Regions from separate parts of the Homo sapiens genome. Here region 1 is linked to region 2. A link is a loop called in an ENCODE intact Hi-C map of the cell type or tissue named here. Cell type or tissue: CD4-positive, alpha-beta T cell. All regions are shown on one strand. Each heading gives the region's core, and the rest is flanking DNA. Links, peaks and the distances in the headings are about the cores only.

What was found. Peaks named below come from ENCODE experiments on the same cell type or tissue, not always from the same donor. Only the 100,000 strongest peaks of a DNase experiment are listed, where the experiment ranks them.
Region 1: a loop joins it to region 2, with 10 times the contacts of the local background. A loop is called at or near these places in 8 of 110 quality-filtered maps.

What each region holds. Positions count from the first base shown.
Region 1 is chr6:148,558,798-148,561,709 of GRCh38, forward strand. No RefSeq gene overlaps it. Among named protein-coding and RNA genes, the nearest start is that of UST, 190 kb to the right of the region's middle. RefSeq lists a silencer at 1,050-1,229. In CD4-positive, alpha-beta T cell, for the core only: a CTCF peak has its summit at 1,124 (motif pointing right); a DNase peak (open chromatin) is centred at 1,164; H3K4me3 peaks cover 291 bases.
Region 2 is chr6:149,430,466-149,433,377 of GRCh38, forward strand. No RefSeq gene overlaps it. Among named protein-coding and RNA genes, the nearest start is that of SUMO4, 32 kb to the left of the region's middle. RefSeq lists a silencer at 1,510-1,796. In CD4-positive, alpha-beta T cell, for the core only: CTCF peaks have their summits at 1,704 (motif pointing left) and 1,903; a DNase peak (open chromatin) is centred at 1,696; H3K4me3 peaks cover 261 bases.

The DNA of each region.
Region 1 (2,912 bases), core at 153-2,652, 870 kb before region 2:
CTCCAATGGCCCCGTTTCTTTCAGAGTCAAAGGCAAATCCTTTGCGGTGGCCCAGCAGGTTCTGTGTAACCATCTCTTGTGACCTCCTAGCCTCCCCAGCCATCGCTACTCTTCAGCCACTCTGATTCAGCCACACAGGCTTTCTCCTTGGTCCGCAAGTTTAACGGACCGCTCTCACCTCGGGCCTCTGCAGGCTTCCTTCTGCCTGGAAGTCTCTTCTTCAGAAAGACCCTGTGGTTTTCTCATGCCCTTCTACAGGTCTTTGCTCAAAGGACACTTTTCAGAGTCCTGGCCTGATTCCGTCATCTGAAACTGCCTCTCCCTCAGCCTTTCCCTGGGCTACCACTCTCGAGTCCCACACCTGTGCCAGTTTCCACCTGGCGTTCATTCTCACCTTCTAACACACTGTGTCATCTTTAGGTTTATTGCTTAGTACCTTTCTCCCTTGCTACAATTTAACATCCGGGAACGCACAGGTTTGCTCCCTGGTGAACCTGAACCCTCTCCACTTGACACGTGGTATTTGCTGAATGAATGACTATTCCAGAATGACTAGCCCTTGGATCCTAAATGCAAACGCTGAAGAGGCTCTATTTTAACCCTCTTCTTTCCTAGGTTAGGAGACGGAGACCCAGAGGGGTGACACGAGGGGCTGAGGTCCATACGCGGATGGCTAGTGACAAGGTAAATAGACAAAGAGGCGGCTCCTCTCTGCGTATCCAAGGCTTAACTTTGACTTAACTTTGACCCACAGATTATTACCTTAAACCTGCTGGAGTGACCAGTTCTCAGGACTGGAAGTTGTGGAAATGACTATCAAGGGTGGTTTTGTGAACGTGTAGCTCATCACCGAAATCCACACGGAGTTTCCCTACTTTTAATGTCGGGTCACCTTCACATGTGCAGGTGCTAAATGTATCCATCCTCACATTGGGCACTACCAGGAACAGAAACATCTAATTTATTGTCTGTGGAAAATACAAAAATTGTTTCATAAAAAAAGAGAAAAACCTACAATTTTGGATTTCTTATGGATTTCCAAGTCAAAAAACAGTGGCTTAGAAAGAAATCAGGGCCCAGAGCCGGTTTCAGGTTTCGGCCTCCGTCTTGCCGAGCGAGCCGCTGCTGCAGTGCGTGGCCGCCAGAGGGCACTGCTTCGCCAGGCTGGAGGCCGAGCCAGCTCGCCGGGAGGCGCTGGTGGGAGGCGCGGGAGCCCCCGGGAGGAGCGCGTCCACGCCGCGCGGTGCGGAGCCGAGCCGCAGCCCCGAAACCGAGTGCGGCGGCAGCAGGGCCGGCAGGACCGCCACGACTCACCAAGTGAGCAGCGAGACCTGGAGTCCTGTAACCAAAACACCTATTAAAACTCCCAGGAGAGCGATGATGGGTGACCGATGGAACTCCTGGCTGCTTTCATGACCGGAGCTGGGCGGCCGCCTCGGTGTCCTGCACCTGCTGGGGTGCAGCGTCCACGTGTCTGTGTGTGCGCAGGCGCCCTCTTGCCTACTGCGGGAGCAAGCTGGGGGAAGCCGGATTAGGTCACTCCAAGGCCCTAAACTTTAGATGTCAAGCAATGGTGAGGGAACACCAGCCGCATTTTTTGTCTGAACATTTATTTGCTCATGGCCCAGAATAGCCTAGCAGTATAAGAGCAGCTGCCATCACTCAGTCCTGATGTGTAGTGAACGTACACACTCCTGAGAGCAGTTACCCTTCACAGGATGCCTGTGCACCGAACACCGAGATCCCCACTTTATAGCTGAAGGAACTGCAGCCACGAAGGTCGCAGGGAGAAGAGATGAGATTTGACCTTGTGTTATTTTATTCTGATGCCCTTTGGCTTAACAACTACTGAATAACTCCCTGGTTCTCAGCAGAACCCGTGAGAGATGTATAATTCGAGATTTTTTGCACGGAATTGGCTTAATTGCGAGGTGTGACGAGGCAAGTCTGAAATCCATAGGGCAGGCTGATCATCAGGAAGGACAGGCTGGAACTCACAGACACCAGCTGATGCTGCTGTCCACCATGACATTTCTTCTTCATCAAGGACGCCTCAGCTTTGCTTCTAAGGCCTTCTGATGCATTGAATCAGGCCCATCTGGATTGTCTAGGACAGGGGTCCCCAGCCCCTGGGCCACAGACTGGTACCAGTCCATGGCCTGTTAGGATCTGATTGCCTGTGAGATCAGTGGCATTGGATTCTCACAGGATCGCAAACCCTACTGTGAACTACACATGCAAGGGATCTAGGCTTCAGGCTCCTTATGAGAATCTAATGCCTGATGATCTGTCCTTGCCTCCCATCACCCCCAGAAGGGACCATCTAGTTGCAGGAAGACAAGCTCAGGGCTCCCACTGATTCTACATTATGGTGAGTATGTAATAATAATAGAAAGAAAGATGCACAATAAATGAAACATGCTTGAATCATCCTGAAACCATCCCCTCGCACCCCACCCCATCTACGGAAAAATTTTCTTGCATGGAACTGGTGACCAGTGCCAAAACGGTTGGGGACTGCTGGTCTAGGATACTCTCCCTTACTTAAAGTCAACTGATTTGGGGTTTTAATTTCATCTACAAAATACCTTCATAGAAACACCTAAGTTTGTGTTTCATTGAATAACTGGGGAGAGTAGAACACCATTATACCTGGGAAGCTTTGCAAAGGAGGCTGCCCGGGGCCTACTGCAGACCAATTGAATCTGAACTTCAGGGAATGAAGTCTGGACATTCATGAGTTTTTGCAAGTTCCACAAGTTATTCTGATGCATAGTAAGGGTTAAAAACTATGAGTATCTTCAGTGAAGGAGTTCCTGGGGCCTTGAAATTTACATTGAGCCACCAGCACTTGGTCCACTGTGCTGGGATCACAGGAGAAAAGACAGCGCCCAGCCTGGAGGTGGTGTGCT
Region 2 (2,912 bases), core at 277-2,776:
TGAATAAATTAAAAACACCAAGATTCTGATCACCAAGTAGGTAAAATACTTGAATAGATGATTCACCAAAGAGGAATTAAACGTGTTAACAATCCTACGGGGAAAAAAAGTTAAACAAATGGACTTGAAGCTTTTCACCTGTCATGTTGCTGGTGTGGTGCTGATGACAGTGGTTTGGGGGATTGTTTTAATGGTCTTGCTGGTGAAGAAGTGATGACTTGCATTGCTGGTGATGGTGATGGTATACAATTGCACGGCTTTCAAGAAAGCAGCTTGGGAACAGGCATCAGAGGCCTTAAAATATCACATAATTTGCTTGCATCTAACTGGGTCAATTTATGCCAAAGGTATTTTTATTTATAATAGCAAAAAAAAAGAGACATAATGTGCAATAAGTTTAGTCTCTCCACTGGGGAAAATGTAGTTCCCACAGATCATCCTTACAGAGTTTATAATAAGACGAGGAAATGCTCATGTTATTATAAAGAGACAGAGTTTCACTCTTTTGCCCAGGCTGGAGTGAAGTGGCACGATCTAGGCTCACTGCAACCTCCGCCCCCCACCAGGTTCAAGTGATTCTCCTGCCTCAGCCTCCCAAGTACCTGGGATTATAGGCCCCCACCACCATGCCTGTCTAATTTTTGTATTTTTAGTAGAGAGGGGTTTTGCCATGTTGCCCAGGCTGGTCTCGAACTCCTGACCTCAAGTGATCCACCCGCCTCGGCCTCCCAAAGTGCTGGATTACAGGGGTGAGCCACCACGCCCGGCCATAATATTATTTTTAAAAACAGAATTTTTTTGGTCAGTGCTAAAGGAGAAAATTAACTGGTTTATCCCATATGCAAAGATGAAAGAGAAAAATGTAATGATCTCAATAGATGTAGATAAAGCATTCAGGGAATTCAAAGATTATTCACACACAAAAAAATACAACAATAACAGACTGTGAAGAAAAAAGAACCCATTCATAATAACAATAGTGGTAGAAATCTACATGGTACTCAGAAATAATTTTAATAAAATATGCACCCATACATTTGTAAAGAAAATTACAAATCATTATTAAAAGAAATAAAACATTAATGCAAACATGGCAGGGTGTTAAAATTCAAGTCAGGCAGCCACCTTGGGAGGCGAAGGCAGGAGGATCACTTGAGCTCAGGAGTTTGAGACAGGCCTGGGCAACATGGCCAAAAATACAAAAAAATTAGCCAGGTGTGGCGGTGCGCACCTGTGGTCCCAGCTACTCAGAAGGCTGAGCAGGAGAATCACTTGAACCTGGAAAACAGAGGCTGCAGTGAGCCAAGATCATGCCACAGCACTCCAGCCTGGGCAACAAAGTAAGACTCCATCTCAAAAACAAAAAAAAAAAAAATCAGGCATTTGTTACAATAGTCATATATACACATAATTTTATGTATGTTCAAAATAGTTTATTATGAATTTTAAATGAAAACATATTTAATTTGCCTTAGCTGTTACATCTTCCATCACAAAGAGCTGTAACTGCCAGGGTGCAAGTGCACGTGTTTTTTCCTGTGTTTTATCATCCTCATCCTCAGCTGTTCACTGGTTACTGGCCTGGGGCTCCGAGCTGCTAGGCTTGTGGGAACCCCATGACAGGGGAGAGAGCCAGTGGCAGTTCCACCGGGAGCGGGGTCAGATTTGTCGCCAACCCAGGTCAATGCTTGTTGTGCTACAACGGCGCCACCTAATGGTTGGTGCTGGTTCTGACATGCGTCCCTGGGTCTGAAGGGACACCAGCAGCTGTGTTGGGCAGCCTGTTTCTAGCCACTCTGTGTAAAGAGAATAAAGGATTCAGGACTGGTGCGGATTACCGTTGATCAGCTCCTTTCTCAGCTGAAGCAGACCAGCGCCTTCCCCTCCAGAGAATTTCGACTGTGCTTTTCCCCTCTGCCTTCCAGAAGTTAAGGGAGTGGAGTCCTATGTTCTGGAGGGCTCCCTCCTGGCATCCTTGCCAACACTATCGCAATGTTGGAAGCTCTTTAAAAATCATGCCTCAAACCCACATTTGAAGTGAGATTTGAGGGGGAGAACTATTTCTGTAGTCGGATAGGAAAAAACCGCATGGAATGGGAACATACTTTATCCATTTCAAAGCGAGTTGGTCAGTGATGCTATATAAATGTGTTGGGGTGGTTTTTAGAAATCACGGAATGTTAGGGCTGGACAAGACCTTAGAGATATGTTACTAATTCCCCACAAGGCATTTGAATGTCGAAATGTCCAAGAATGTACGTGTGAAACTAAGAACAAAATTGACCCAATAATACTATATACTAAAATTACTAAATTTTACTAAATATACTAAAATACTAAATACTAGTATTTCTAGCATTACACACACGTGTTCCCACACCATGCGATGAGGCGTACCTTTCTCCTTCCACGTCGCTTATCAGTTCTCCACATCTGCACAACAACAGACCACTAACGAAGCTGACTGCTTACTTGTATTGACAGGGAAATCATCAACAGCCTGAGTACTTTGTGCTTCAAAATTACTGAAAAGCAGGCCAGGCACAGTGGCTCCAACCTGTTATCCCAGCACTTTGGGAGGCCGAGGTGGGAGGATCACCTGAGGTCAGGAGTTCGAGACCAGCCTGGGCAACATGGCGAAACCTCTTCTCTACTAAAAATACAAAGATTAGCCAGGCGTGGTGGCACATGCTTGTAATCCCAGATACTCGGGAGGCTGAGGCAGGAGAATCACTTGAACCTGGAAGACAGAGGTTGCAGTGAGCCAAGATGACGCCACTGCACTCCAGCCTGGGCGACAGAGTGAGACTCTGTCTCAAAATAAAATAAAACAAGATAAATAATAAAATAATAAACATTAGAATAAATTACTGAAAATCTGTATCTTCATGGAGCAACAGTTGTGTCGCAGA